Regions from separate parts of the Homo sapiens genome. Here region 2 is linked to region 1. The links are chromatin loops, found by intact Hi-C in ENCODE. Cell type or tissue: A673. All regions are shown on one strand. Each heading gives the region's core, and the rest is flanking DNA. Links, peaks and the distances in the headings are about the cores only.

What was found. A loop is a pair of places that touch in the nucleus more often than their neighbours do. Peaks named below come from ENCODE experiments on the same cell type or tissue, not always from the same donor. Only the 100,000 strongest peaks of a DNase experiment are listed, where the experiment ranks them.
Region 2: it touches region 1 in a loop (3-fold over the local background); 4 of 110 quality-filtered maps call a loop at or near these places.

What each region holds. Positions count from the first base shown.
Region 1 is chr9:72,850,817-72,862,191 of GRCh38, forward strand. LOC124902181 (a long non-coding RNA gene) reads right to left here. Exons shown (of 2, transcript XR_007061578.1): 2 at 6,636-11,375. Among named protein-coding and RNA genes, the nearest start is that of LINC01474, 18 kb to the right of the region's middle. RefSeq lists an enhancer at 7,220-8,419. In A673, for the core only: a CTCF peak has its summit at 6,417 (motif pointing right); a DNase peak (open chromatin) is centred at 6,435; H3K27ac peaks cover 1,346 bases.
Region 2 is chr9:73,194,887-73,206,261 of GRCh38, forward strand. No RefSeq gene overlaps it. Among named protein-coding and RNA genes, the nearest start is that of ANXA1, 49 kb to the left of the region's middle. In A673, for the core only: CTCF peaks have their summits at 5,224 and 5,982 (motif pointing right); DNase peaks (open chromatin) are centred at 5,195 and 5,995; H3K4me3 peaks cover 282 bases.

The DNA.
Region 1 (11,375 bases), core at 2,286-10,285:
CTACTTCTTTCTACACAGACACGGCAACCATCCGATTTCTCAATCTTTTCCCCACCTTTCCCGCCTTTCTATTCTACAAAACCGCCATTGTCATCATGGCCCGTTCTCAATGAGCTGTTGGGTACACCTCCCATACGGGGTGGTGGCCGGGCAGAGGGGCACCTCACTTCCCAGTAGGGGCGGCCGGGCAGAGGCGCCCCTCACCTCCCGGACAGGGCGGCTGGCCGGGCGGGGGGCTGAGCCCCCCACCTCCCTCCCTCCCGGACGGGGCGGCTGGCCGGGCGGGGGGCTGACCCCCCCACCTCCCTCCCGGACAGGCGGCTGGCCGGGCAGAGGGGCTCCTCACTTCCCAGTAGGGGCGGCCGGGCAGAGGTGCCCCTCACCTCCCAGACGGGGCGGCTGGCCAGGCGGGGGGCTGACCCCCCCACCTCCCTCCCGGACAGGCGGCTGGCCGGGCAGAGGGGCTCCTCACTTCCCAGTAGGGGCGGCCGGGCAGAGGTGCCCCTCACCTCCCGGACGGGGCGGCTGGCCAGGCGGGGGGCTGATCCCCCCACCTCCCTCCCGGACGGGGCGGCTGGCCGGGCGGGGGGCTGACCCCCCCACCTCCCTCCCGGACAAGGTGGCTGCCGGGCGGAGACGCTCCTCACTTCCCAGACGGGGTGGCTGCTGGGCGGAGGGGCTCCTCACTTCCCAGACGGGGCGGCTGCCGGGCGGAGGGGCTCCTCACTTCTCAGACGGGGCGGTTGCCAGGCAGAGGGTCTCCTCACTTCTCAGACGGGGCATCCGGGCAGAGACGCTCCTCACATCCCGGACGGGGCGGCAGGGCAGAGGTGCTCCCCACATCTCAGACGATGGGCGGCCGGGCAGAGACACTCCTCACTTCCCAGATGTGATGGCGGCCGGGAAGAGGCGCTCCTCACTTCCTAGATGGGATGGCCGCCGGGCAGAGACGCTCCTCACTTTCCAGACTGGGCAGCCAGGCAGAGGGGCTCCTCACATCCCAGACGATGGGTGGCCAGGCGGAGACGCTCCTCACTTCCCAGACGGGGTGGCATGACCTTGGCATCTTTTCTATCACTGGTAAGATTCCAGTCAATTCTTTTCTGGATCATTCACTTTGCATCATATATAAACTAATAGAAACCTAAATTCAAATACAGCCATAGAATCATCCATAATGTATCAAATTAGTAATTGATAATGTCAAGTGGATCATGACATATTCAATGTATCCAGCTTGAATTCACAGGGTGATTTAGCTGCTGAAAGCCTTAACTGGCCATCTTCAGATTTTGCCAACATTAAGGGAATTTTAAGGGAAAAATACCGTCACGAAAGCAGATTAGAATATCCATGTTCCCTGAAAACTCTAAAATTGTGACTCTTCATAAATCATCCGAGAATAACTGATCAGGTTCAATTATTTCCTTATCACCAAAACCATCACTGAGGGAATATTTAAGAGTAGTGAATGAAAAGGTATAGACAGTATAAGACCACATTATTATAGTCCATCTTCTGAGTTGACTTTCCTTTAGTTACACCAAAATATTCTGTAACAGCCAACACATTATATCTAAGGAGTGATGACGATAAACTGGAAGGAGAATTAAGAGATTGTTTAGTGCTCCAGACAGGAAAAACACTTTCTCCAATTTGCCAAATAATTATTGGTAGCTATTTTAGATGCATTATCTTTAAAGACAAAGCAAGTTCTAAATTTATGATCTCCATTAAGATAGAATATAATTATGCTTATTTTATATAGAAAGAAATGGAAGCAGGCACAAATTAGTTGACCTTCCCATTGCTGCAGGCGGAAAAACCATGGATGAGAATTTGGAAGATCCTAGAGTTACTTTTCAGCTCAGAACCTGGAGAGGAGGATAACATTGTACTCAACAGAACACTAGGTCAAAAGTTAGAGCTTCCTAGCTTTATTATCTGTGTGGTATTGTTTCTACTGAAAGTAGGAACAAAATATTTGCAACTAAAAAAGAAATTGTCCAATACAACTGCTGGGGTCTCTGAAAACCTTTGGGCCTTTTGGAGCTAGATGCTGTATAAACTTATCCGGCTCATTCTCATTTAGCATAGGTTTATAGCAACATATCTGATTGGCTCAGCTGGGCTTGGGGCTCAGTGCTAGCCTGCAATATTAGTGGACAATGTGTTCAAATGGAGCTGCAGAAGTTATCTATTGTTTTCTTCAATATTGCAGCTTAGAAGTTGCCAGAATATTATTCATTTTGTTATTTGTTTCCTCTTTCTTGTATTGAGTATGCCTGGATTTTTTGTATGCTTGGATTTTTTGGTTTATATATTAGCCAATCACACGTCCTCCAAAATGGGAATGTTCATGATCATTTAAAGCAGGCAAAAACTGACATGTGACTTTAAGAAAATTACTCAACCTTTCAAAATCTTGTGTTTCTTGCCTCTAAACATGGGGATAATAACAGTCCTACCTCATAAAGTTTTCATTTGGGATTAAATGAGATAATGCATGCAAAGTACATAGCACTATGCCTGGCACATAGTGCTCAATAATAGTTAAAGTTGTCATCCTTGTTTTTATGGAGTTCTAAATATTTGCATTGTGATGTAATTAATTTCTCTGCTTGGTCATACATATAAACTCTGTGAAGCACTTGAAAATACCATTGAAATGAGAATCAGGCAAAGCCTGATCATGACTTTTACAGGACTGAACACTGCAAATATCATGGTACTCTCCAACATCTAATTTAAAACAAAGTATATTAGCAAGCTGGGTGCAGTGGCTCATGCCTCTAATCCCAGCTCTTTGGGAGGCCAAGGTGTGAAGATCACTTGAGGCCAGGAGTTTGAGACCAGTGTGGTCAATAAAGCAAGACCCCATTTCTATTTTTTTTTAAAAGCCTAACAACACTAAACATACATGCATACTGAAGTCAGATGTTTCTTTCCGGAAAAAAAAAAAAAACTGCTTTGCTGATTCTCTAAACAACTGCTTACTTATTCTATTATGTAATCCAGCCATGGAATTAGCAATTTGTAATGATTATATTTTCATAATTAGAGTGTAGGGTTCTATAGCCATGGTTAGTATCTTGCAGTAATTATATACATGGGCTAAATGCATAAGAACTGTGAGTCAACAGTGTCATTGAACTGAATGCTAAAATCCTAAATCTTTTTTTTTTCTTTTGGAATCAAACCTTTTTTCCAGTATTGATATAGGTCAGATTTAATGGCAGAAGTAAATGGGGAAAATTAATTTGGTACAAATTTTTAGGAATAAATCTATGTGTTAAGGCGGTCAAACTGTATAACATTCATGAAGAAAAATTTGATGTGATGTCACATTGCTGTGCATGGTGTGAGGATAACCCTGAAAAATAGAGTAACAGGTCTGAAGGGCAAGGTGGCCGTGGAATTAATAAATACATTTGTAGTGGAATTCAATATTGCATAAATGACCATGGAATAGCCCCTCAGCAGATGACAAATGAGCCTACTGCAAAAGGAACCATGGGCTGGAATTACAACTGGTCTTGACAAAATATGCAATGAGTTGATTCCATGGGCGATGTTTGTCGCTAGTGGAATAACAGATAATACTGAGTGAAAATACTCAGCCTATTGCATTTGCGTCACAGAAAATGCTCCATATACCTCAGCTTAATAGACTACAAGGTAATTGTGGTGGCTAAGTGGTGGGGGAAGGAGCATTGGCTTGAGAGTCACAGCCAAGGTACGAGTATGGGTTCTGTTCCTGACTGCAAGTGTCACTTGCTAGCCATGTGATGTTTGTATTACAACTATTATCCTTTTGACATGGGCTAATTGCACTCACCAAGCTTCATTGACCTCATCTTTAAAATGGACTATAATCATCTCCACTGCAGTTTCTGAAGGGATTACATGAGATGATGCTGAAAACCACTGAGCAGTGCATTTAGCACGTATTTAAAGGCTAGATACACATTACCCACAATTCCACTTTTCTGTCAATCAAATATTTTTATTTAAAAAAATTTAGTCACACTGTAGTTAAACATTTAGAATTATTTTAATTGATCTGGCCAGGCGCCGTGGCTCACACATGTAATCCCAGCATTTTGGGAGGCCAAGGCGGGCGGATCATCTGAGGTCAGGAGTTCAAGACCAGCCTGGCCAACATGGTGAAACCTCATCTCTACTAAAACTACCAAAAAAAAGTAGCCAGGCATGGTGGTGGGTGCCTATAGTCCCAGCTACTTGGGGGGCTGAGGCAGAAGAATTGCTTGAACCCGGGAGACGAAGGTTGCAGTGAGCTCAGATCGTGCCACTATACCACTACACTCCAGCCTGGGTGACAAAACAAGACTCTGTCTCCAAAAAAAAAAAAAAAAAAAAAAAAGAATTACTTTAATTGATCTAATTCAGAAAGTTATTAATGAAAAATTATTTTAATTATTTTTAAAGAAGGTTTCCCCCAACTGGAAAAACCTAATCATTTATATATCCAATAAAAACAACTCTTTGGATTATTTTGGTACATTCTTAGTTGTTTCTAGATGGTAATGTCTTAATAGTAGACTGGCTTCACAAATTTAAGATAAGCAGGATTAAATGAATAGAAATGCATGTGATTGAGCATTAATGGCCCAGTGTTTCAGGCCTGTCTCTGCTACTGATTAGTTGTTTGACCTGTTGGAAATTATGTAACCTCTCCAAGTCTCAATTATTTGTAAGACAAGGAGGTTGCATAACATGATTCTAAAATTTCTTCCTGTGCTGTAAACCTGAGCTGTCCAATATGGCAGCCACTAGCCATATGTGACTATTGAGCACATGCAACATGGCTGGAAATGGAGATGTAAAATATACGCTGGATTTGGAAGACTCCATAGGAAAAAGCTAATGTAAAATGTATCATTAATATCTTTTCATTGTGCTTACATGTTAAAAAAATACTATTTTGAATATATTTGGCTAAGTAAAATATATTACTAATACTAATTGACCTGTTTCTTTTTTAATGTGGTCACTAGGAAAGTTAAGATGCCATGTGGCTTGCATTTGTCGTGTGCATTTCATCTCTATTGGGCAGTGTTGTTCTAAGAATTCTCTGAGTTTATGAAATAAGTTTTAGTGAGAGTTCCAATTAAATCATACCCAGATCTAGAATTCAGATCTTCTGGGAAATTTCTGATAAGTAGATAGTGTTGGTGGCTCCCCCTCCATCTGACTGCAGCAGTTGATTTGCATGGCTATGCAGAGATGTAGCCTTTGAGGAAGTAGGAGAAGGGAAGGGGAATGGATGAGATTAGAGTACAGTGGGGACAGATAGAGACTGCAGCCAGAATCCAGTGGAGCTGTTCATGGAGTGGGGATTCTGAGACGGTGGAGTACATGTAGCGCACTTTTGGTTCTCGGGAAATAAAGCCCTGCAAGTCCACCTGCGAATGGGGTAGAAAAACACTGTGATACTACCATCAGCTGTCTGTTTGGGGAGCACTGGTGATAGCCCACTTCAAAGGAGTCTGCTAAACTCATGACAGGCACAGCAGGCACTTCTCAGGTATTGGCTTGAAGGAGTGAAATAAGAGAACAGAGCAGGCCACACAGTGAGACAGCCTGAATAGATCAATTCATAAACTATGGACTCTCAGACATAATCAGATGAGATTTTGCATAGTACCAATGTCTAGGACTCAAAATGTGGGTGCGATAACATTTGGGATCTTAATGTTGATAAGGCCAGTGAGATCAAGGAAAGTTTTTATTTTACTTTTTTAGCAAAGCAACATAAAGGTCTTTAAAAATAAAAGTTGTTTGAGAGCAATGACACACCAGGTTTTCTGTGTTGTTTCAAACAGCAGGCAGTGTGCTCATGGTGTCTTGCCTAGGTCGTCTGGGTGAGGTTATGGGGTACAGTGAAGATGGAGAAGTATTGACAGATATGCACGTTGCCACTTCTGTGTTGCCTCCTCTGTCGGTTTATAGCCAATAAAATGTAGACAACATTCACTATCTTTAGGGGGCATCCAATGCTCAGTTCTAGCTAATTATTGCAGACGCAGGGCTCCCAGATCTTCTGGTGTCTAAAGAGAAGCTGGAAACCTTGATTTTTATGTCACATACTATAATATTTAAATGTTAGTAATTAGCACAAATTAATACGCGCGCGCGCACATACACACACACACACACACACACACACACACCATCTGTTGGCAGGATGCTGTCCCAGGGCCATCAGTGTACACTGTGATATTTCTAATATTAGAAACCCTATAAATAAGCAGCCCTTATTTGCACATTCTGGAACAATTTTTCAAAGCTTTCCTAGTCTTCTTCTTCTTTAAATAATGCAGGGTTTTTTTGCGGGCTCACTAAGACATGCTTTTCCTGCACAAAGAACCTGAGACATGAGCTTGGCTCAGATATGCTACCACAAGGTGGAGCTCAAACGTTTTTCTTTTTTGTCGAGTTTTACATGAAGTTAATGCTGATTAATGCAATAACTGAAACTATGATTCTATGACAGCTTAGTTTATCTCCTGCTGAGATTGCTTATGTGCTTTGGTTTTGTTCAGAATTATTAGCTGTAAAAACAAACAGCAAACAAACACCGCACACCCTGAAAACATAACAGCCTACCCGTCTAATTTTTATTTTATTTTTATTGTATAGATTTAGGTTAATTTACATTTTACCATGACATATGCTGAAGGCAGAGTTAAAGGAGTAAGAAAAATATAGAGTTTGGAACTCTTGGGATCCTATAGGCTTACAATTCAAATTTTAAATTTAAAATAGAAAATAAACCGAAAAGAAAACATAATTCTCTAAGACAAGAAACATGTTTCCGTTTAGGTAAAAGGAAAACCGATGATTTGTCCCTATGGGCTGAGGTACTTAAAGAATCTCTCTCTGCCTTAGGGCCTAGTCCTTCCTTAGGTTTCCAGCTTTATTTCCTGCCATTCACTTGGAATTTCCCTGAACCTCACTTTCCAAGTACATGAGTCCATACAACATGCCCTGTTCTGAGATGTGGCTTTGCCTTGTTTGTTTGTTGTTTCATTTCCCAGCTGCTTCTGTTGTCTGGAAGGTGCTTTGTTGGCTGCATCCAGACTATTGGAGTTTTTCCTTTTTGTTTCTGTTTTAAAATAACAACTCTTGTTTCAAGGCTCAGCTGAAATCTAAAGCCCTTCAAGAAGTCTTTCCAGTTCTTCTAAGTCAGCTTCAATAATCTACTCTTCCATGATCATGATAGTACTGACTTAGGCTTTCTGGGCTACAGGACTGCTCTGAATACCTGACATGCCCATTCTCTGAGTTCCCACGAAGAGCATTCTTGTTTTACAGCTAAGACCCCTGAAGAGCAGAGAGACTGATGCAGCTGAGCCTCTGCAGCTGGCACTGGAGTGAGACTCATCTCAGTCCTGAGTCTGTGCTCTTATCTGCTAAGCTATGGCATCTCCCTGAATTGTTACACCACATGCTTCATGGTCTTATCTTGCCATTTTTAACTTTTTATTATTATTATTATCATCACAGTGGCTTATTTATCTATTTACTCCATTAGAGTTTGAGCTGTTCAAGGCCAGAGGGTAAGTCTTGTCACTGTGACTCAGCAGTGCCGGCTCTGGGGCTGTCCAGGCAGGAGGGGAGGGGTTATGGTTCAATGACTCTGAAGGCCAACGTCCAAGTTGACCTAGCTTTGCCATGTGTTAGCCATGGGGCCTGGAAAAAATGCATGTCCCTGATACTTAGTGTCCTCCCCTGTAAAATATGGAAGGTAATTGCACTTCTTCCACAAAAAACAAGGTTTTGTGAAAAGTGGTTGAGTTAAAATCTCTGAAGAGCTTGAGATGCAGAGTCTGGCTCATAGAACTCCCTATGTGCTAGGAATTATTATAGCAGACATTTGGCACTTTGAATCGACAGTCCTGGCATTCAAACTGATCTATCACAGTTTTCAAGGCAGGTTTTAAAGCTTTAAACACGTTGTCCAGCTAACTTGTTGATGTTTTACTCCCAATTATTTTTAGAATAAAAAAAGTTTAAGGATTAGTTGGTGACCAGAAGTGATAAGGCAGGCCTTGACTTAGATGTGTGATCTACACTTGTAAACCTGGTAAATACTCTGCTGAGTAATACACACAAAACACACTGATTTTGAATAACTGGATCCCAATTTTATACACAGTAAGATGAGCAGGCAACTTTACAATGAGAAAATAAGACTATTAACTTCAATTTGTTTTTCTTATATTTAAATTCTAGGAGGTATTCTTATGCTTCTGAGTCTCCTATTGACTTCTGCTGAGATTATTCTCACGATATTGCTGAAGAAATTTGAAATTTCCCATTAAAGCAGATGCTTCACTCTCCAATTCATTGAAGCTAAAAAAAGACACAATCTTTTAAAATTTTACAGAGGTTGTATGGATTTCAAGGTTATGATAAAGAATCTAAAATTCAATCACAATATTTTCTTTATGGAAAATTTGATTGGATTTGCATAATTTTGACTTACAGGAAACTGGCCAGTCCCAAGTAAAAGGATTCTCTGTTCCTCTGTGAATTGCATTATCCAGTAATTAGTTTAACACATTGTATTAGTCCTTCTTGCATTGCTATAAAGAAATACCTGACACTGGGTAATTTATAAAGAAAAGAGGTTTAATTGGTTCATGGATCTGCAGGCTGTACAAGAGGCATGGTTCTGGCATCTGCTCCATTTCCGGGGAGGCCTCAGGAAACATACAATAACAGTGAAAGGTGAAGGGGAAGCTGGCACATATTACATGGCCAGGGCAGATGCCAGAGAGAGAGAGGGAGGTGCTACACACTTTTAAACAATCAGTTCTCATGAAAACTCTACCATGAGAACAGCACCAAAGGCAGAAATCTGTCCCCATGATCCAACCACCTTCCACCAGACCCACCTCCAACATTGGGGATTACAATTCGACAAGAAATTTGGGCAGGGACTCAGATCAACCCATATCACACATGTTTTCTGAGTGCCTGCTACATACCACTCACTGTTCTAGTGACTGGCATGCTTTCCTCTTTGAAAATAACATGGCTATAATACTTATATTTTCTTGGTGACCAATCAAAGTCAAGTGAAAAGCTGAATCTTTGAAATAGGTAAATTCAAGCAGTTGAAAATTTAACTGCCTTAATAGTTTACAAGGAAACTAAGGAGGATTAACCAAAGTGGGCCCGAGTGTGGGTCTTCCCACGTTCTCTTCTTGTCCTTTCTCTAATTGAAGGTCTCATCCTCACTGCTGCTCCCTTCGACTACCCCAGGCACTGCCGCCTGGCCAGGATAGGAAGGTGCCACACAAGAGTGACCCTTCCATCTCTTCCTTTGGGCTCCATCTGCCTCCTGGTTTTCACTGTCGCTGGGTTTAGATTATTATAGGGTTTCCAAATTCCCAGCAGATAGTAATCTTTGAAATTTCAGAACAAATAATCAGAATTCCTGAAATGGTATTATTCTCTATTTTTAAGAATACATATTTACATATTTTTAATTAGTAACAAGTGACCATAATATTAAACTATGAATCATTTTTCTACTATAAGATTTTACAGAAAGTTGATTTAAAATTATTATTATAAATCAATATATTGGGACAAAATGATATGTTTTAAAATGATATGTTAAAATGATCTTTAACTGACATTGACATTTTATAGTAGAAAACATTGAAAGAAGGGGTGTTAAAACAAAACAATTGCTGAATAAAAATAATTTTAAAATGTAAACTTTATATTATGTATATTTAATGTTTAGAAGTTAACTTTTTTATTTTTAAAAATTTTAATAGTTTTGGGGGTACAGGTGGTTTTTGGTTACATGGATGAGTTCTTTAGTGGTGAATTCTGAGATTTTAGTGCACCTGTCACTAAAGCAGTGTACACTGTACCCACTCAATATGTAATCTTTTATCCCTCACCCCACTCCCAGCTCCCCACCCTGCAGTCATCAAAGTCCATTATATCACTTTGTATGTGTTTGTGTCCTCACAGCTTAGCTCCCACTGATAAGTGAGAACATGCGGCATTTGGTTTTTTATTCCTGGGTTACCTCATTTAGAATAATGGCCTCCAGCTCCATCCAAGTTGCTGCAAAAGAAATTATTTCGTTCTTTTTTATGGCCTAGTAGTATTCCATGTTGTATATATACACATTTTCTTTATCCACTCATTGGTTGATGGGCATTTAGGCCGGTTCCATATCTTTGCAACTGTGAATTGTGCTGCTATAAACATGCGTGTACATGTGTCTTTTTCATGTAATGACTTCTTTTCCTTTGGGTAGATACCCAGTAGTGGGATTGCTGGATCAAATGGTAGATCTACTTTCAGTTCTTTAAGGAATCACCATACTGTTTTTCATAGAGGTTGTACTAATTTACATTCACACCAGCAGTGTGTAAGTGTTCCCTTTTCATCACATCCACACCAACATCTATGGTTTTAACTTTTGAATTATAGCCATTCTTGCAGGAGTTACGTGGTATCTCATCGTGGTTTTAATTTGTATTTCACTGATGTTGAACATTTCTCATTCATTTGTTGGCTGTTTGTATATCTTCTTTTGAAAAATGGCTGTTCATGTCTTTTGCCCACTTTTTGATGGAATTGTCATTTTCTTGCTGATTTGTTTGAGTTTCTTGTAGATTCTGGATACTAGTCCTTTGTCAGATGCATACTTTGTGAATATTTTCTTCCACTCTGTGGGTTTTCTCTTTAATGTGCTGATTATTTCTTTTGCTCTGCAGAAGCTTTTCAGTTTAATTAGCTCTAATTTATTCAATTTATTTATTTTTGTCTTTGTTGCATTTGCTTTTGGGGTCTTTGTCATGAATTTGCCTAAGCCAATGTCCAGAAGAGTTTTTCCAATGTTATCTTTTCAAGGCTGGGCGTTGTGGCGCATGCCTATAATCCCAGCACTTGAGGTCAGGAGTACAAAACTAGCCTGGCCAACATGGTCAAACCCCATCTCTACTAAAAGTACAAAAATTAGCTGGGCGTGGTGGCAGACGCCTGTAATCCCAGCTAATCAGGAGGCTGAGGCAGGAGAATCGCTTGAACGCAGGAGGTAGAGGTTGCAGTGATCCTTGTTCGCTCCATTGCACTCCAGCTTGGGGCGACAGCGCAAACTCCCTTTCCAAAAAAAAGAAAAAGAAAAAGAAAAAAAAAAACAGAAGAAGAAAAAAGGGAAAAAACAATGTTATCTTTTAGAATTTCTTATAGTTTCAGCTCTTAGATTTACGTCTTTGATCCATCTTGAGTTGATTTTTGTATAAGGTGAGAGATGAGGATCTAGTTTCATTCTTCTACATGTGGCTTGCCAGCTTTTCCAGCACCATTTGTTGAAT
Region 2 (11,375 bases), core at 1,316-9,315, 340 kb after region 1:
TATTCTATATCTTCCCTCATCTCATAGTCTCAACATATATCATTTGTATTATTTTATTTGAAATGCATATGTCATTTTTTTAAATTCATTTTTCCATTACCTGAGAAAGTACCATGGTCCCAGGTAAATCCATTTGAAAAATCCGTATTTTTACTTTTATAGGTAGCTCAATTCAGTAATTCTTACTACAAACATGTAAATTTCTTTCTTAATTCATTAACTTTTAAAAATATATATTAACAGCCCTATTGCAAAAGATGAAGATAGTATCTTTCTTACAAAATCTTTCTGGCCCTACTTACTCCTACTACTATTTGTTAATTACATAGTTATTTTGAGTTTTTCTGATAATTGCATTTACACATCTAAATGTTGGGTCAGTTCTGGAATATTTTTGGTTCCAGATAAAAGAAAACTTGATTATCATTATGGCTTATGTGGGTAAGAATTTATTTGCTATTCATAGCAAGAGATCTAGAAGTGCATGGTTGCAGGGTTGACCAATAGGCTTAATAACATCAAGGCCCCTGGACAGCAGCTTTGCAATCTCTTAGCCTTCCCTTCTATGGCTGAATAGACATCTATAAGTCCACCTTCTCCTTCCATCCCATTTTTTGGGTGTATATATCTCCGCCAGCTGCAAACATGGAGGCTAATGCATTCTGTGTTCAGCCTTTTACTTATTACTCTGACAGTAACCCCTGCTCTCACCTTTTTTTTCTGCCTTCTCAAGCACATGTTTCGTGTTGTTTTCTAAATTCTAATTTATCCATCAGCAGGACTTTATCAGCTTTCCATATTATAGAAATTCAACATTTAAGTGGCTGGTTGATGGTACATTTTCTTGCCTTTATCATTGTGAATAATTTATTCTTCTTGGGTATGTAAGAAGAAGGGAAGGAAAACTCTGTATTCAGGTCAGTTTTTTAAAAAACTAAAAAACTGAAGGTTTATAAGCATCATTGTGAAGTGTCTTTTCTAACCTAAATATAACACACAGATATTTTTCTTTTTACTTTGTGAATTAAAAATTTACCTTGTGAATTAAAAGTTGAATGGCAGAGATTTATTTACTTTGTTTTGTCATATCAAGTTGATATTGTTTGGATCTGTATCCCCACCAAATCGCTTGTCAAATTGTAATCCCCAGTGTTGGAGGCAGGGCCTGGTGGGAGGTGATTGGATCATGGGGATGATTTCTCATGAATGGTTTAGCACCATCCTGTTGGTACCATCCTCATGACAGTGTGTGCGTTCTCGTGAGATCTGGTCATTTAGAAGTGTGTGGCACCTCCTCCTTCACTCCCTCTTGCTCCTGCCACGTAAGACGTGCCTGTTTCTCCTTCGCCTTCTGTCATCATTGTAAGTTTCCCGAATCCTCTCCAGACACTAAGCAGATGCCAGTGCCATGCTTCCTGTACAGCCTGTGGAACTGCGTAAACCAATTAAACCTCTTTTCTTTAAAAATTACCTAGTTGCAGGTATTTCTTTATAGCAATGTAAGAACTAAAACGTAAGTGGTGAATTCATAATTTCAGTGAAAACTATGAATCTAAGCTTGACACTCATGAAGAATTTATGTGCCAGGAACCATGCTCAGTATGATTTTTCAAACACTGTTTGTATTTTTTTTTTTATTTTGAAGAATTTCAGACTTACAGAAATGTTGTAAAAATAGAACAAAGAATTCTGATATACTTTTTACACAGATCCTCAAATTTTAATATTTTACTCCTTTTCTGTCCTTTTTCCACACACACACACACATACACACACACAACATACACGCACACACACATTTTTGACCTATTGAAAAGTAACTTTTAGGCATGATGGCTCTGTGCCACTGAATAGTTAAACGTGTGTTTTCTGAAAACACCATGTTTTCTTACAAAATCATAGTAAAATTATCAAAATCAGGAAATTTACATTGACACAATACTGCTATCTAATTTGCTTGCTTACTTTACAGTAGAATCTAAAATATATAATTCTAATACTATTCAGACAAGAGGAGAGAGTGCAGTATTTTTGATTGCCATAGCATTATTAGATTATTTTATCAATTTGAACTTTACTTTTTGCTTTTATATGAATATAAAACAGGAATAAACATGTCCTGAAAATCTGAGCCTCTAGAGCTAGGACTGGGGCTTAAATTGATTCTTGGAGGCTGTTAAAAACATTTTATGTCTTTGATAACTCATTAGCTTTTTATTACTTTAGACCAATGATTCCCAACAGTGAATCACCTTTGTTACTATATTCTTCTAGTTTCTTGAAATTCTTCTTGGAGCTTATGATAATTAAAATTAAACTGTTTAATTTGTAATAAGTTATTAATATGTCTTCTCCATTAAAATGAAAGCCCTATTTCTTAAAACTAAAACTTGAGATTCTATGTAGCTCCTAGAAGTTAGAAAGAGCAGTACATATTTATGTATAATATATATGTTGAATATACATATATTTAATATATGTATATATATAGAATATATGTATAGAGGTGTATATATACACAGCTGTTTATATATTGTGTATTCAATATATACAATATACATATATGTATATTTAATATATATTTATGCACACATATATTTTGTATATTTTATGTTTATTTTTATATTCACATTTATTATGCTTTTAATATTACATATTCATTATCTATATAATTTATACCTGTATTTATAAATATTGCTGAATGAATACACTGGATATGGATATTTCTTTTTCTGAGACTATTATAACTGTGTCTACATGAGAAATTTTAATTTCCATGTATTTATTAACACATTCAAGAAACATTTATTTAATAGCTATTACTCACTAGACACTGTGGGGTCAGAAAATCCATTGATTCTTTAGATAATGCTACCTTATGCTTTGTCTGTAATACACATCAAGCACTCTATTTTATGTAATTTGACTGTCCGTAATAATCCTTTAATGGTGTGAGGATATGTGAAATATTATTTTTTATTTATTAAGAAATTTTTTTCCTTTCCTTTCTTTTCCTTTCCTTTCCTTTCTCTCTTTCTTTCTCTCTTTTTCTCCTTCTTCTTTTTTTTTTTTGGCAGGGTCTTGCTCTGTCACCCAGGCTGGAGTGCACTGGTGCAATTCTGGCTTACTGCAGCCTTGAAATTCCAGGTCAAGTGATCCTCCCACTTCAGCCTCCTAAGTAGCTGGGACTTCAGACATGAGCCACGATGCTCAGCTAATTTTTAAATTTTCTTGTAGAGACAAGATTTTGCTATGTTACCCAGGCTGGTCTCAAACTCCTGGGCTCAAGTGATCTGCCTACCTCAGCCTCTCAAAGTGCTGAAATTACAGGTATGAGCCACTGTGTTTGGTCCCTTTACCAAGAAATTTTAATATGACAGGCATTCTTAAGCTTTAGTGGTGCAGAAAATAAATGAAAGCATTGACTATTTTAAAACTGTGAATCTCTTTTGAAGAATATCTTTAAAGTTTTAACCATGCTTCAATAAAAAATGATATTCTTTCATGAAGTTTAAATATTGCTATTTTCAACCTGGATTCTACACTTTCCTTCTTTCATCACTATTTTCAATACCCTCACATTTATAATGTTTACTGCTTATTTCTTCTGTATCATGTCAATTGAGGATAGTGAATTTGGGGCACCAAAGCGTTAATTTTTTGAAATGAAATAATATAACAAATATTTTAAACTACATAAAATTAGCAAAATGGTTATATTTGACATTGTATATTTTCTCAGGTGGCTATAAATCCATTTTATAAACTCAATTTTTTCTTCTTAAAATATAATGTGTGTGCATAGACACATAAATGTCAGGTATGGAGAAATATAGGAAAGTCCTCATAACTTAAAATTAAGGTACAAATTAATACATAATGGATGAGATTAGTCATCTATACAAGTGAGTGAGAGATCATCTGTGAATATGTCACTGAAGAACCATATTGTTCAATAGGGGTGTAGTTCAAGAAAGTACGATTGCCATATTTTATTTAAGGTAACTGCAGCCTAATCTTTTCATAAAGTAAAGAAAGATGAGGAAAATGTAAACATAAAGGCTACAATGTGTAAGAAAAAGTATAATGTCCAAAAAGTCTAAAAATGCCAGGCTCAAAACCTGTCCACATAAGCAAGACTCCAGATCTTGAGAATACAGTTACTTTATAACCTAGATTTGTACATATGTATATGAAATGTACAATTCATATGTACTACCTTATTAAAAAAGAGAGCTCTAATCTTTGTCTCATCATGGCACTCCTTTCATTTGCTTCATAGCACTTATCACAAGCCATAATATTTTTTGTTAAACTGTTCATTTTCTGTCCAGAATGCAGACTCTTTGAGAACATCTATCTGATTTGATCACTGTTGCATCCTGATTACATAGTGTCCAAAAAATATATTCTGAATTAATAAATTGAACAATTTACTTAATGAAAGTATCCCTCAGTTTACTCCTACTGTATGCATAGGTTAGAATAGTTAAGGTTAGAAGGATTAAATTAGATAATCTCAGTAAAGTTCTTACAACAGAGACTGGCACATACAAACATATTTTTCCCTTTTATTTGTTGCTATTAATCTTATTAGTGTTATTATTAAGAGAAAGAAGCCAGGGAAGGGCACTGAGAGGGAGGATGGAAAGAATAAAGGAAAGAAGGAGTATAGAAAGAAAGAAGGAAAAAAAGAAAGGAAGGAAAGAAAGAAGGAAAAGAAAAAGGAAGGAAAAAAGAAAAATGGAAGGAAAAAGGAAAGAGGAAAGAGGAGGAGGAAAAGAAAAAGGCAGGAAAAAAGAAAAATGGAAGGAAAAAGGAAAGAGGAAAGAGGAGGAGGAAGAGAAGGAAGGAGATGGGGAAAGAGGGAGGGAAGAAAGTATTGGACAGAAAAAAGTCACCGGATTTTGACATAAGCTGGATAAAACACTTGTCCAGGCCACAAACTCGTTCAAATTCTTAGATACCCTGACATCAGATTCTTTGGGTAACATTCCAATATTAACATATCAGAAAAAAAATACGTTCAATTTTACATTAATCAGTTGGCATTCTGGATTGAAAGATCGGACTCTGTTGCATCGAGTTACTGGACTCAGTCCCTCTGGAGATACCAAACTGCCATGGCACACAAACCAACCTGGGGTTCAGGGGCTCCGAGTACAAGCAGCAGGATTTGAAACAAGCTGAGACCGTGCGCGTGCTGCCATCTAACGGGCTCTGCTGTGTGCCCAGAGGCCGCCTTCACTCTCCTGGTTTTTCTACCTTGTGACTCCATATTTATATTTACCTAAATAAATGTGTGAGTACAAGCTGTATAATTGGAGATGAGTAGGAATATTAGTTAAAACAATTTCCCACTTGCATTAACAATAACGAAAATGCAATCAAGAGCATTCGTAAAAGACAGCCTTAAATAACTGGTTTCATGTTGCAAGAGCTTTTTATGATTGAGGTTGCAATAAGTTATAAAATAGGGAAAACCTTAACATTCTGCTTTAGCCTTTATTTTTTCAAAGAAAAATATTATTTCTTTGTATATACGTGAAAAATGTATACTAGTTTACTGTGGCGTAATTGCTATACCATTGATGAAAAAATAGTTTTATGAGAGATGAGAAATTGGCTGAGTAATTTACTTCTTAGATCGAATATAAGTCCATATAAAATTCATTCAGCTTGTTATTTCATTACACTTTGTCACTACTTCCCTCCCAATACCTTGCAAAAGAAAAAACCATGAAAAAAATTATGGACAAATTCTGTGTACCCAGGTATCAGGTGACAGTGGAAGACAAACTTCTTTTGAGGTAAACAGAATTACTTTTTCCCTTGCAAAGGCCATGGGATGGGTCCAATGTGATATGACGAACATCTATTCTTCTTGGGAAAACATTTATATTGTGAAGGTAAAATACAAATTACGTTCTGAGACAAATTTGTGGCTTTTTCTCAACTGACAGTAAAGACAATTAAGGTAATTTTCACCACTAGATGGAGATATTGCCATTTATAGGAGAGAGTAATGTCTGGGTTGTGTATTTTTTTTTTTTTTTTTTTTTTTTGCACTCAGAATCAGAGAGATTATATATGTCCTCTGTGACCCACTGCGTGCATTTACTATCACCCACCCTCCCTTCCAACACACACATACACATAATAGTGAGCTAGTTTGAAAGACACAGAGCAAAACTAAGACAACACGCCATCTCATGAGTTAATAATGGATTGGCCACAATGGAGCTACAAAATAAATTCAGAGTGAAATTTCCAGCTATGAGTCTGACATTGTAATTACGGGAGTTGAGTGCAGGTTTCTCTCGAAGCATCAAAGCATTTCACATGGCTAGGATAGAACCATAATCCGATCAGCTGCAACTGCCACAGCAACAGAAGGACCCTAAAAATAGGACCCCTATGGTAATCTGTCTGGATTACTAAATTCAGTGACGGCTTGGCAACAAATCAGGGAAATGTTTGCGGAAAAGGATTTAAATATATCATGAAGTTCTATCTGCATTATGGAGAAATCCATAAGGCCCCCAATTCCAAGCTACTGCTTCAGGGCTGCTTCCAAACAACCCAGCTCATTTTGTCAAAACATCACCTTTCTGTCATGCCTTTTGCAATTTAATCATCTTAAATCCATTAGTGGGGGCAGGGGAAAAAAAGAGATTTCAAAGAAGGCCTACCTACACCATTCTCTGGTACCTAAGTTTTACGCCACGGAGTCTTTATAAATATAATTTTAATTTATTAATGGTGATAGAGAAATTAATTGGGGACAATATGGATTCTTATAAAAATATTATTTAAATAGGTAAGGGTAAGATTTTTTTAACTATGCAAAGATGCCTGTGACATATTCATAGGTAAATAAACAGAAGGTAGCTAAATATCTGGGGTGTGTGCTCAGTTTTACTAACTAAAGAGAAAGATATTTTTGTTGACTATGGACTGATTCAGAATCTAGAATAAAGCAAAGATACAGGTACTCTGGTGTACATATTTCTCAGCATTTATGGTTAATTATTTTATGGGCTCTCATTGAAGTTTTCTAACATGTCAGGGAGTTGCACACAACTTCTCAGCCCTACATTCCCTTTTCAGGTCTAGAAAAGCTCCCCAAGGTTACCTTTGCCCAGGCCTCTCATATTCAGAATGTTTCTATTTTCTTTCCACAGTTGCCACAGATCACACTCTCCCCATTTCCTCAGGATCCTATCTTTTTCTCTCCCAAGATGCTGCAGCTTTCCTATCCCCTCATTCTGGATACCCCCAAAACAATCCTATAGAACAATCTTTTTTGAGTCTTTCACTGAAAAGCACTTAAAAGGATTCAGGAAGTTAATAAATAGCAAATATAGGAAAGCTACAGAACGTGCAGGCAAGATTTCTCTTCTAAATCCTCTATCTGCCCCTAGAGTTTCTTGTATTCAAAGTCTATAACCCTGAAAAATCTTAATCTTTCTTTTAATTGCTATACTATTTCCTAAGACATCAAGTTGTGTATGCCAATGTTAATTTCACATGGGATGATATTCTTTGCAAATTGATAAAATACCTGGAACTTTGAACTCTGACTCAAGTTAGCACTCCTTTTGTTTTTAATACATGTATCTATTTTGAGTCTTATTATTTTTTGTGGGGTATTTTGGGGAGAGGTGGGAGATTTCCTTTACTAATCAGAGTCAGATGTTCTGCAACTATTATTACTTTTGCTTTAGCAAGCTCATCTACTTTCAGAATCTTCTCAATACTGGAAATTTTGATACCAACCAATAAAAGCAGACTCATCATCCATACGAAATTATGCATGTGTGAAATAGGATAATGAAAGATTGTCAAGAAGCACAAATTATAACCAACGTGTAGCAAATTTTCATAACCCCGTGATTTTAATATATAAGCAAGATATCTATAGCCTTTGACATCATTGTGCATAATATTAAAGAAAACTGATAACTTTGTACAGCCTAAAAAATGTACCTTGCCTTTTGTTGGTGTATGTTGATCAGAAAATGAAAACTATGCATTTTAGTGTGTTTTCTCTTTCCCCTTTACTGTGAAAATGCTTAGATTCAGAATCACTGACCAATTGAACTACTGTGCTCTTTTTGATACCTGGGAATATCTAAATATTCTGCTGCATTCATAACAGAAAGCATGCCACCCAAAACTTAGTGGCTTAAAAGGTTCATTTTTAGTTCACAATTCTGTGGTTTGGAAATTTGGCAATATTCAGTCAGCAGTTCCTCCCCTTGTCTGACCTTGATTCCCTCATGCAGCTGCAATCAGCTAGTAGGACAATTGGGGCTGTGGTCCCAGACGGCTTCACTTACATGTCTAATGGTTGGCTGAGATGATAAGAAATATCAAGCCATGTGTCTACAAACACCTAGTAGACAAGCCTTGTCAAGTGGCAGCTGGGTTTCAAAATCAACAAGAAAAGGCAAACCCCAATGTGAAAACCTTTTTCAAGTCTTTGCTTATGTCACATTTGCTAATGTCCCATTGGCCAAAGTAAATCACAAAACCAGCCTGGAATCAATGGGTAGGGTAATAGAGTATTCTTCCTCTTGAATGGGAAGAGCTACAAGGGATTGCAACCTATCATCTCTGCCTTATTATTATTTTAATTTTGTTTTACTTTTTTCTTACATTTATTTCAACTTCTTTTTTTTTGGGTCACTGTGACACACATAACTAGGAAGTACATAACATATATTTACAGATTAATTCATAGTTATAAAGTGAATGCCTGCAGTAACACCACCCAGATGAAGAAGTAATCAGGTTAATAATAATCCTGTTATAACCCCATCCCTTCCATGCAAAGGAATCTATCATCTTGACTTTTATAGTAAGCCATTCTTTGTTTTTCTGTATGGTTTTACTATGTATATAAGCAATACATTTTTGTTTCACCTGTTATTGTATCTTTTTTGAATGGAGTAATACTATATGTATCATTTTGTGTCTTACTTCATTTATCCAATATGATTAATCATGTTGCATACAGCTATGGCTCTTTCACCTTTTCTAAAATATAATTTTTATACACATTATATTTCTGATAAACATGTAGGTTGCTTTAGTATTTTTATTATTATGAACTATGTTGCTACAAGTTTATAAAACCTTGCTGAGAGATATTTTAAAACTTCAGTAAATGGAGCAATACATCATGTTCATCACTGAAAGACTTATTTTAAAAATGTCAATTCTTTCAGATCATTCATAAATTCAATACAATCTCAGGAGTACTTCTCATTCCCTCATCCCCCAGACTTGCCTAAACACATCTGCCAAATTAATCTGCCTAAAATACTGTCTTTCTCTTGTTATTCTCTGCTGAAAACCTATAGTGACTTCCTAGTCTCTAGAGCTCTGCTATTTAATACTGATACTACTAGCGTCACGTGGCTACTTAAATTTAAATTTTAATTAATTAAAATTAAATGAAATTAAAATTCACTTTCTCACTTGTACTACTCATTCAAGCGTTCCATAGCTGTGTGTGTCTACAATGTTGAACAGTTCAGATATAAAGCCTTTCCCGTATCACAGAAAGTTCTACTGGGCAGCATAACGTGCCAGAGAATAACGTCAATTTCAACATGGCAATCAAGAAGTTCACAGTCTAGAATGTAATGCTTAGGCCAATCTATTCAAAATCCCTCTAAAAGACTGTGAACTGTGATCATTCCTGCCTATACATACTTGTACCTAACAATTTAGATATACTTCTCTTGTTTGAATATCATTTTGAAATCTATTTGGCCAACTCTTATTCTAATTATTCTCTTATTAATGTTAAACTTCTTTTCTAAACAAGAATGATAATTATCTTCAGCACAATTTTTGTAACTATATCCATGTATACTAGTATTTATTATTGACTCTTGTTTGTGGATGTTTCATGTTGAACATAAGTTTCTTGATGAGAGGACTATCATCATTACTTCTATGCACTCCCTCAATATTATCAACTGCTGGGCTGTTGTCCACTGATAATAACCAGTTCTAGTAGATGACAACATTATATTTCCTCAGTAATGTTACCCAACCACTGTTGACCTTTTTCTCTAATGAAAATATCTCTCTCAGCAATAATACAGTTCTATATCTTCCTTGCTACCGCCATCTTCATTCTTATGTAACGACCTGTATGCACGAGAGCTTCCATTCAATATCAAGGCCCTTGGAAGATCTCTGTCCAGCACTTCAACAACATCTCAAAAGGTACACTTTCACCTTCCTCCCTGTAAATTCTTGCATTGCACCACTGACTGTGACAGCAGTGGTGGTCAAAACTGTCTACTGACTATGTCATGCCTAATTACTTATGTATTGTTGCTAGAGTTGAATAATACAAATTATTAATGGGTAGTACGCCCTTCATACCTAATTTCCCAAGTTAAATTTATATCTGTTGTTATTGGCCACATGTCATAGGCTGATACATGCCATATGTAATATTTTCAGAAAGCTTTGTTAAATATTGGTTTAAAAAGAACTGCTAGACTCAGTACATTTCTCAACAACTGAAGTGCCCATGTCACTGGCAATTTTACCAGAGTTGACATTTATGTAGCCTGACTCTCCTTTCCCATTCTAGTACAGAATGCCAATGACTACACTTAAATGCTCAAAATACACTCTTCAGACTCTCTGCAATTTAGTAAAAGACCCATTTTGTTGGCTTGCTGTTTATTTTAATATGATTTATACTAGGACATTTAATTGTTGATGATTCTGTGACACTGATGAGAAAAAAAATGGAAATGTGAGCTATTTGTCTGTTAGCTATTGTTCTATCTCTGCACCAAACAAAAACAAAAACAAAAAGTCACTAGACTAAGTTATTTTAGAGATGAAATCAGGATAGCCCATTCCAGTTGAAGTTTGGCTCCCAAATATTCGTAAGACTAAGCAAATCATTTCACCTCTTGTTTCTTTGGTGTTGGCCTGGATGCTGTGTAACATCCTCTGAAATTCAAACTAAAATGGAAGAGACACCAAAGTAGAGGGAATTTGTGTTTTTAAAAATATATAACAAAAATAATTCACATTTTTTTGTATGAGTTTGAAAATTACTTTTGTAGAATTAGTTGTAAGTTATCCTGAATCAGTCTGGTATCAGTATTTACTATCCATGCCTGTCAAGGGAAATTTTTCATTGCACACCTTAAATGCTCTGCTTTCTTTGACTTGGCACTGTTGTGTTCTAAATTTTAAAAATTATCTTGCTTTTTAACACAAATGTCCTAGAAAGGGCAGACATCAGGCCCTTATTCTTGGCATTTGCCAGCCGTCTGGTCTCTTAGTTTGATTAGTAGAATGGTGTTATGAGAGGTGCTGTCTTAACTCCC